Regions from separate parts of the Mus musculus genome. Here region 1 is linked to region 2. A link is a contact called in ENCODE POLR2A ChIA-PET data. All regions are on one chromosome and are shown on one strand. The core of a region is the stretch at or near the end of the contact, and the rest is flanking DNA. Distances in the headings are between cores, read along the strand shown.

Region 1 (4,767 bases), core at 554-3,053, 260 kb after region 2:
ATTCCTGCAACCCTGGGTAGACTGCATGGGCTTGGTTAGCAAAAGTAACTTCACAGCTAGTCAATTAAGGCTGATTGTCTCTTTAACTCAAAGAAGGAAACACAAAGATAATCAATCCCCAATGCATACAGCCAATAGGGAAAGGTTGGGTTATCTGAAAACCAGGTATGGGTTCATGCCTATAATCCAACCTCTAAAGAGGCTAAGACAGGATGACTGTCAGAGTTTCAGGCAAGCTTGGGCTAAAGAGTGAGACTGTCAAAACAAACAAATAAACAACCACTCAAAAGACAATTTAACCCCTATTCCAAAAAAAGACTGAATATTAATTGAATGGGTTCTGGAGATGAATGGAACGCAGTAATGTTTAAATTTCCCCTGAATCACAAAGGTAAGAATTCACAGATAAGAAAGGAAACTTAAGGTGCCATTCCTCTAAAATTTTGCTTTGCTTTTTGTGGGAGACTAAAAATGAGTAGATCAAACGTTGGGGTTTTAACATCACATGCCCTGAATTCACTCATCCAATGTCAACACGGAAACAAATACTAGCAGCCAATGAATGCCATAGGTCTGGTTTAACTAGCAATTTAGATGAATAGAACACAAACTACCAATTACACCTACAAATCTTATCAACATCAACAGCACTGTAAATGATAACAATAATACTCCGCATTTTCCCCGTACCCAGGAGCTAATTCTGCTTTACATATATGATCTCATTATTTCATACTCCAACCCTGAAGGTATATTTTGGGGTTAGCTAATTTTTACTACCAGCATCTCATAAATAACTTGGAAAAATTTGAAGGCCTAAAAGATCAAATCCAGAAATAAAATCTCAGTGCATAGTTTCATCCCCTCACACACTCAACCTGCGGGTGGCGACCCGAGGAGAGGTCTAACAACCCTTCACAGGGATCCCATATCAGATATCCTGTATATCAGATGTTTACATTAAGATTCATAACAGCAAAATTACAGTTACGAAGTAGCAACAAAACTAATTTTATGGTAGGGAGTCACCATGTGGAACTGTACTAAAGGGTCGTAGCATTAGGAAGGCTGCGCGGACCACTGCTCTAACATCAGGCTGCCAGTTGCAAACCGAGTTCGCACAATCTTTGAGAAGTGCACAAGGATCACACAAGCATCACAGAGGATAGGTACCCTCTGGGACTTTAACAAGGTTAAACTACATTAACATATTAACAGCCGTTCTGTCCGTTCATCCTCCGGTCCCAGGTCCGCAGCCCCGGGTCTGAAGGATGCCCTCTTGGAGGATCACCGACACTGCTGCCCTCATTCCCTATCTCGGGGCAGTTCAAATACACGCTCCTTTCCCTCCTTCATCATTGCATCCCCTGTGTGGCTCAGTCCCCTTACCATGAGTCCAACACTAGGACTCCTGCTCCGGTGACCCGCACACACCGCCAGCGGCTGGATCCCAGGCACCCGTCCTGCAGTTGTGAAGCAAGCTCGGGTCGTGTGGCAGGAAGCTACCCAACGCGCAGTCGCCGCGGCTGCAACCACAGCCCAGCGGAGGGGCACCGCGCCACCCGCCCCGCGGCCGGAAGCGGGCAGCAAGCCTCGGCGTCGCGGTGGCCCGTCCCAGGAGGTCCGCGCCTAGGTACCTTCGCTCGCTCTTCAAAACATTCCGGTCACCGTGGCCAGCCTCGTCTGCGCGGGCGTGCCCGCTTCTCCCCGGCCCCAGCAGGGGCGCGCAATGGAACGTCCCGCGGGGGGGATTGTGGGAGGCGCACGTTCGAGGGGTGGGGGCGAAGGCGGCGGCAGCCGTGGCTGCCGTTGGTAGCCGTGGGGGCGGGGAAGAGAGGGAGGCGAGCCGAGGAGGAGAAGGAGGAGGAGGAGGAGGAGGAGGGAGGAGGCTCGGGCTCGCGCCAAGGAAGGTACGCGTGAGGGCCGAGAGGGAGTCGGGAGCGCGCGAGCCGGAGGCCCCAGAGCGAGCGCGTCGGTGCTGGCGGCGCGGGGCGGCCGGAGGCGGTGGTTGGAGGGCGCAGCTCGCGACCAGTCCGGACCCACTCGGAAGCGTGCGGGCGGGCGTGCGCGCTGCGCGGCCGGAGTCGGGTGAGGGAGGGAGGGAGGGAGGGAGGGAGGGCGGCGGGGAGAGCGCGCGGAGGGAGGAGTGGGAGGCGGGAGGGGGGGCACGCGGCGCCCTTCGCTGGCTCGCTCGCTCCCTCCCTCCCCAGAGCCGCCGCCGCCGCCGCCGCTGCCGCCGCCGCTGCCGCTCCCGCCGCCATTTTGGGTTCGCTTTGCGGAGGGGGGAGACGATCCCGGTCTCGGTTGCCGGACCCGCCTTCTCTCGGTTTCCCCTTTCCCGACCTACGCCTTTGGCTTCTCCTCTCTCGCGTTTCCGCCGGTCCGCTTACCCGCTGGCCGCCTCCTGACAAGCGGGAAGGGTTACAGTGTGGAGCCAGGGAAGCCGAGGCGCCAGGCTGCCACCCTCTCTCTCTCCACTTGCCTGCACTCGGCGCTCTCGGCCTCGCACGGTGAGTAGTGCGGTGTGAGCAGGCCTTTGAAGGCCCCAAGTAGTCTCTCCTTGGCTACCCGGGATCCGCTGTCACCCCCCCGGACCTGGACCTCCGGGAGAGCGGGGTGAGGATGGGGGAAGGGAGAGCAGGGATAGGGATCCTGAGCTTACCGGGAAGTCCCTCTAGGCGGGGTGACGGGGTGTCCCTGACCAGCGGGCTCTTGGTTTGGGGGAGGGGGACGGGAAAGTAAGCGAGTGGAGGCGGAGTCGCTTGTGCCCCTGACAGGTTAGTTTGTGTAGTAGGCCCGATTGGAGCATCCCCCAAGATCCAGTTTATGTCTGTTTAAGTAAGGGACAAAAGTAGCAAGGGAGATGATCTTCAGCGGGTAGTTTACCTGTACAAGATCTGTGGTGTTCTCGAAAGGCGGAAATATATGCAGACATGACATAGTGATCTGAGTGTTAATAAGTTTAATAAATGTCACTGGTTAGTTTCTACTTGGAAAGAAATGTTTTGGGTCTTGAAGACCAGATGGTCTGTTGGTTTATAGCTGCTCTGTTTATATGTGTATAATTCGAGGATGGAGAGTGTTCAGGAAGAGTTTGCCTGCATTTGGGGAAGTTCCCTTTGTAAGTTAGCTTATTTAAAAACAAATGCTGGGACATGTGTTCTCTAGGTCGATAAATGTGCATGTATTTTAGCATTAGTATGATTAGTATGATAATACAGAATGCATGCTAAGATCAGGAAGGGGAGAAACTTGACATAGTCTGTGCCTTTGAATAGAGTCAGTTGTGTAAATATGAAAGCCAGACCAACATCCTCAGAGTGATCGCTATTAGGCTGAGAATAAGGGGAGATGTTTTTGACCGTGTGGATTTATAGTAGTGCATAAAGTTTTTATATTCAGAGTACTCTTTCAGTTCGTAATCCTAAAACTGTAAAAATTATAGGAGAATAGGAAATCCCGGCATAAAGAGGTACTTTTCCAAGGTCATGTGTTAAATTAGTGGCAATGTTGAGATATTTTGATTACTAATTTAGTAATGTATTGTCCATATTATCATAGTGCCTCAGGAGATTGTTATTGCCAAATACAAGTGTATTTTGAAAGTAGGTAAATATGATTGGTTAGATTATGCTTGGGAGAACTTAAAAGTGTCAAACATGTATAGAATATACACTGTCCTATATGAGATAGGTATTTGTAATTTTGTTGTGTTTACAAAGCAAGCAGACCACTTCTGACAGCTTAGTATGTATGAAAGTTCCAATGTGTTGCTGGGCAGTGGTGGCACATGTTTCTAATTCCAGCACTTGGGAGGCAGAGGCAGGTGGATTTCTGAGTTCGAGGCCAGCCTGGTCTACAGAGTTGGTTCCAGGACAGCCAGGTCTACAGGGAGAAACCCTGTCTCCCAAAACCAAATAAATAAATAAATAAATAAATAAATAAAAAGTTAAACTGCTTCCACAGCCTACTTTGTATCTGTATAGCTGTTGTTTGTTGCTGGTTGGGTTTTTTGTGTGTGTGTGTGTGGGGGGGGTGGGGGGTCAGGGGGAGGGTCAGGGGGAATAGATTAACCCTGCTAGCAGGCATTCTACCAAAGAGCCACACTCGTATTTGGGCAGCTTGACTTTATTTCTGCCAGTGACAGGATCTTTTCGGACTCATCCAACAAAATAATTGATTCCTGTCTTGGGGTAAGAATTATCAAGATCTGTTGATTAGGTTGTTGGAATAGATAGGGATGCATAAGAGGGGAGTTGTGAACATACAGAGAGCAAATAAATCTGTGGAACTGAAACCACCAACCCTTTTTAAAAAACCAGTCTGAATGTGGCACACACTTGCAATCCAAGCATTCCGGAGGCTGAGGCAGGAGGCGCCTGAGCTCAAGCTTCACATTAAGTTTAAGGTCAGCCCCTGGTTACAGGAGGCCTGGGGTCCACTCTAGCTCCAGGGTATCTGGCACCCTTTTCCAGTCTCTGCTGATGACTACACACTACACACACACACACACACACACACACACACACACACACACACCCTTTTCCAGTCTCTGCTGATGACTACACACTACACACACACACACACACACACACACACACACACACACACACGAGAGAGAGAGAGAGAGAGAGAGAGAGAGAGAGAGAGAGAATATGAATTTAAAAGCTACTTAATTTAGAAAGAATCTAGGCAGATGGACACAAGAGTAGCATCATCCAACAGGTGGTATGTTTGTAATTAGAGTATATCTTCTTTGACATTTTC
Region 2 (4,615 bases), core at 116-2,615:
GCTCCACACTGGTTCGTCCTGCAATTCTTTCCCAAGTCAAAAAAGCCAAAGACTCTTTGGAGTCTAGCCCTAAAAGATCAAGGGAGCACCTCTCACACTAGTGTGGTTGACACCACAGAGCAGTGTCTTCATCCCTACCACAAATGTATATTTATTTATTATGTGCCCAAACTCTCTATTATTTAGCTTTTAAGTGAATTTTTTTTTTTTTAAAGATTTATTTATTATTATATGTAAGTACACTGTAGCTGTCTTCAGACACTCCAGAAGAGGGCGCCAGATCTTGTTACGGATGGTTATGAGCCACCATGTGGTTGCTGGGATTTGAACTCTGGACCTTCGGAAGAGCAGTCGGGTGCTCTTACCCACTGAGCCATCTCACCAGCCCCAAGTGAATTTTATTCTATGAATTATGTCGGAATGTAAGTATTTCTATAAGCTAGCATTCTGGGTTTGTTTGCTTTCTGTTGGAAGAATACTTGCATAAACGTTAAGGATCTGTTTTTCAGATTCACCCAAAACTCCTTAGAATTCAAAGCTTTTCAGTATATTGAAGAGGCAGTCAAGTGTAAACACACAGCCCTCAGAGAAGGGGATTTCATAACTTTTGATTTTTAATCTCCATTATGACAGTTCTTAGATCAGAGAGCAACTTTCCTTGTGTGCTCCAGGGATCTAACTTACATCGTTGTTTGTCTACTAGCACCTTCGTCTGCAGGGCTATCTCTCAGTCCCTGGCTTCGTTTTTTTTAAAAGCTCCACCTCGCTGAGCAGTTTTTCTCCAACTTTACTTGTTTTATAACAAGTTGTCCAAGTGCTTACGAGTTTGCCAAAACCAATGTTTTTGCTCATGGCCACCAGAACAGCCCCCCCCCCCCCATGCAGCGGGCTGACTGGAGCTTCCTATCCCTAAGGGTGGGTGGGTGGGGGACCCAAAACAAAACAAAAAGAGAAAGAAAGAAAAGGAAGTTGTGCAAATGACTTTGGAAAGAATCATTTCCTTTTTTCATAAGCTGAATCGAGAAGTGCGCTGAAGTCGCCGGCAGGGTTCTCCTCCGCTACAGGCTGGGACTCCACGTGAGCAAAGAGAACGCGGAGAAAGTCGGCTTCATTTTCTGACTTGTCTTCCAGGCAACTCGCTTGCCCACAATAAAAATGGATTCTCCTAGCCCGCAACTCGCTTTTAAACCAGGCCCAACAACCATTTTTATTAAGGGCAAGAGAGCAAGCCGGAGAGTCGACAGGCAGGCACTCCTGTCACTGAGACGCCAGACGCTTTAAATCACCGAGGGTCCAATCGGAATCAAGAGTCCTCACCGGACCCGCCTTACCTCACGGCCGGAAAAGGCCGTGCGTCAGCGCGTTGGGCGGAAGTGGCGGGAGGGCGGTGGTGGGTAGTTGGCGGGTGGTTGACTGGAGCAGGCCGCCATGTCCGCAGGGAGCGCGACACATCCTGCCGCTGGCGGGTAAGGGCTTCGCGGGCCAGGCTGGGGGCAGCGAGCACGGGCCCGGGGCAGGGAGACCGGCGAGGCTGCGTGTGGGCCGGACGGGCCGTCTAGTAGGACGCGTCCGGATGCCGAGGCCGGGGTTCTGGAGAGAATGTTGAGCTGGCCTCGGGCGCCCGGAAAGAGGCCGGCCGCGGTGCGAGAGGGAAGGGAGGGAACTCGGAGCCTTTTAGAAGGACGAGCCAAGGAGAAGGCGAACGCAGAGCGTTCCCGGCCGAGCCGAGTCTCCGGATGGAAGTGACTGGAAAGGAAATGTTTCGTAAGGGGATCGGAATAAGGGGAGTGGGACTGAGCTTTAGATAGGAATCTCGGGCACGTCTCGGGACCATGGCAGGCGACGCGGGATGGAGTGTACGAAGGGGGAGACTACACAAAGGAAGGCCGTGGGCCTCAGGATTTCCCTTTTCCTACCTGTAGGCGCCGCAGCAAATGGGATCAGCCAGCGCCAGCTCCGCTTCTCTTCCTGCCGCCAACGGCCCCAGGTGGAGAAGTCGCTGGCAGCGGGGCGAGCCCCGGGGGCGCCACCACCGCCGCCGCTCCTTCAGGAGCCTTGGATGCCGCCGCTGCCGTGGCTGCCAAGATCAATGCTATGCTCATGGCCAAAGGGAAGCTGAAACCATCTCAGAATGCGGCCGAGAAGGTATTGCGAGCGCTAGACGCTCTGCGCTTCGGGATTTTCTTTTTCCTCCCCTTTCTTCACCTTTCAGTTGCTTGGTCATTGGGGTTAATGAAGATGAAACCGGTTAGAGTGAAGATCACGTTTGGGAGTATTTAGATGATACCTTGTTAAATTGTTCCTGCAAGGCAATGAATGGGCTTTGGTTTTTTTGTTTCAGGCAGAGACTCTGTATATTTAGACCAGGCTGGCCTGCTTGCAGAGATGCCTCTTGCCTCTGACCCCCCAAGTGCTGTGCCCCATCATTGCATCCTGAAGTCAGGCAGTTTTAATTGATGTAGTTCCCTTGTTTTGTTTTTCGAGACAAGTCCACGTAGTCTTGGCTGTCCTGGAACCGTGGTTTAGCCTCGAACTAATGGGGAGATATCCGTCTCTGCCATCTACGTAGGATAAGGACATGCGCAGCCACCACCTGGCTGGTCTTGTTACTTTTATGGACTAGTTTTTGTGCTTAGAAACTTAAACTCAGTTTTTTTTTATGGATATTTGAGGCAATATGTTTTTGATCCATGAAGTTCTGGTATATCAAGTCAGTGTTTTAAAAATACTCATTTGTATGTATGTCTCTCAAGTGTCATAGGATTTGGGGCTTGGCAATGTGAGGGATTGAACTAAGGTCATCTTGCTTGGCAGTAAGTACCTTTATGCTCTGAGCATCTTGTTGACCCTCAGTGAGTGTGTTGGTATGACACACACAGTGTTTGTCATCAGGAAATGACATAGCCGTGGTGAATGTGGGAGGTCGGAGGATAGCCTTGGTATCAGTCTTCACCTTCCACCTTGTTTGAGTCCCGAGTCCGGGTCTCTGTTTGCCGCTGTGTTTATATTAGGCCAGGGATTCCTCATCACTGTCTTCCATCATGCTGTTGGGGCATTGATATGACATGCCTGATGCGTGCTTTTTGGAAATTAAAACTCACATCCTCATGCTTGTGTGGTGATCACTCAAGAGCCAAAATATTTTTTAAAAAAATATGTCTTGTAGCTGGGCAGTGGTGGGACATGCCTTTAATTCCAGTGTTCAGGAGGCAGAGGCAAGTGAATTTCTCCCTGTCTCCAAAAAGGAGATGAAAAAAAAGCAGCAAAAAAAGTTATCTCTCATTAGATCTAAAATATATATTTTAATGACTAAACACAATGAAATATGAGCTAAAAGTGGAGAAATAAGTTGTGTTTTGATCTCAGACAAGTTGAGAGTATTATTTGGTTATTTTCATCTATTTACAGTGTAATTAAATCTTTAAACTGAAGCTTTGCTTTGCCATAAAGTGTAACAAAATGTTAAGTTTGTAAAAAGTTGAGGTGCTAGAGAGATGGCTCTGACTGCTCTTCCAGAGGTCCTGAGTTCAAATCCCAGCAACCACATGGTGGCTCACAGCCATCTGTAATGAGATCTGACACCCTCTTCTGGTGTGTCTGAAGACAGGTACAGTGTATTCACATAAAATAAATAAACCTTTAAAAAAAGAAAAAGTTGCATAAATACAGCCTCCTAGTGCTTGAATGAGGTGTATGGGTTGTTGTCTTCTTTTTACAATTTTACTCCATAAGTAGTCAACAAAGTGATCTGTGAAACATCATAACTCTGACCGTCAATTTATCTTCTTGTCTGTAGTTTGTATAATACTATAAAATTTTATTAGGTGGCTGAAGCATACTGATTGTTGTTGTTTTTTTGTTTTTGTTTTGAGGCAGTCTATCCAGAACGTGCTCTCTGTCCTGGAAGGCTACCAGGCTGACCTTGAACTTAGAGAGACCCTCTTTTCTCTGCCTCTCATACTTACCCCACAGTGTGCCTCCTATGCTTCTGCCTCCCAGTGCTATAATTAAAACTAATGGGAACTTTTAGACTTAAGTCTCTATCAGGTAATTTTACTATGTCTGTGGGCTTTTGCCTACATGTATATGTGTTCACCATGTATCTGTCTAGTGTCTGATTCCCTGAAACTGAAGGTCACAGATGATTGTGAGCTACCATGTAGGTACGGGGAACTAAACCTATGTCCTCTGGAAGAGCAGTGAGGGGTTTCCCCTATCCCTGTTTTTTCTGTATATCCATAGCTGTTCATAAACGATTTGTAGACCAGGCTGGCCTCAGAGATCCACCTGCCTCTTATCTCCCAAGTGCTTCGATTAAAGGTGTGTAACACCATACCTGGCTGACTGTCTCTAGCAACTCCTTGACATTTTTTAAAAATATTTTTTAAAAGTGTGTGCATGTCTCTGCATATCATGTATGTATGTATGTACACAGGTGCCATAGGACTACTCTGTGGAGTCTCTTCTCTACTTTATGTGGTTTTGGTCATTTGGGGTTTTTTGTTTCTTGACTGAACTTTGGCTGATAGATTGTGCATAGCAAGTGCCTTTACTGACTGAACTTGCCAGTCCTCTGATGCCATTTAAGTGAAGTTTTATTCCTTTTTTTATATCA

The links. ChIA-PET counts read pairs that join two places held with the same protein, here RNA polymerase II (POLR2A).
Region 1: POLR2A ChIA-PET joins it to region 2 with 10 read pairs in Patski. The contact joins the promoter of Dap3 here to the promoter of Khdc4 in region 2. POLR2A ChIA-PET finds 5 or more read pairs at or near these places in 2 of 5 experiments (Patski and embryonic stem cell).

What each region holds. Positions count from the first base shown.
Region 1 is chr3:88,948,479-88,953,245 of GRCm38, forward strand. Dap3 (death associated protein 3) reads right to left here and starts at 1,804. Exons shown (of 13, transcript NM_022994.3): 1 at 1,390-1,804. The coding sequence starts at 1,392. It also overlaps a transcript of Ash1l not described here.
Region 2 is chr3:88,684,422-88,689,036 of GRCm38, forward strand. Khdc4 (KH domain containing 4, pre-mRNA splicing factor) reads left to right here and starts at 1,366. Exons shown (of 14, transcript NM_028814.4): 1 at 1,366-1,466; 2 at 1,923-2,145. The coding sequence starts at 1,429.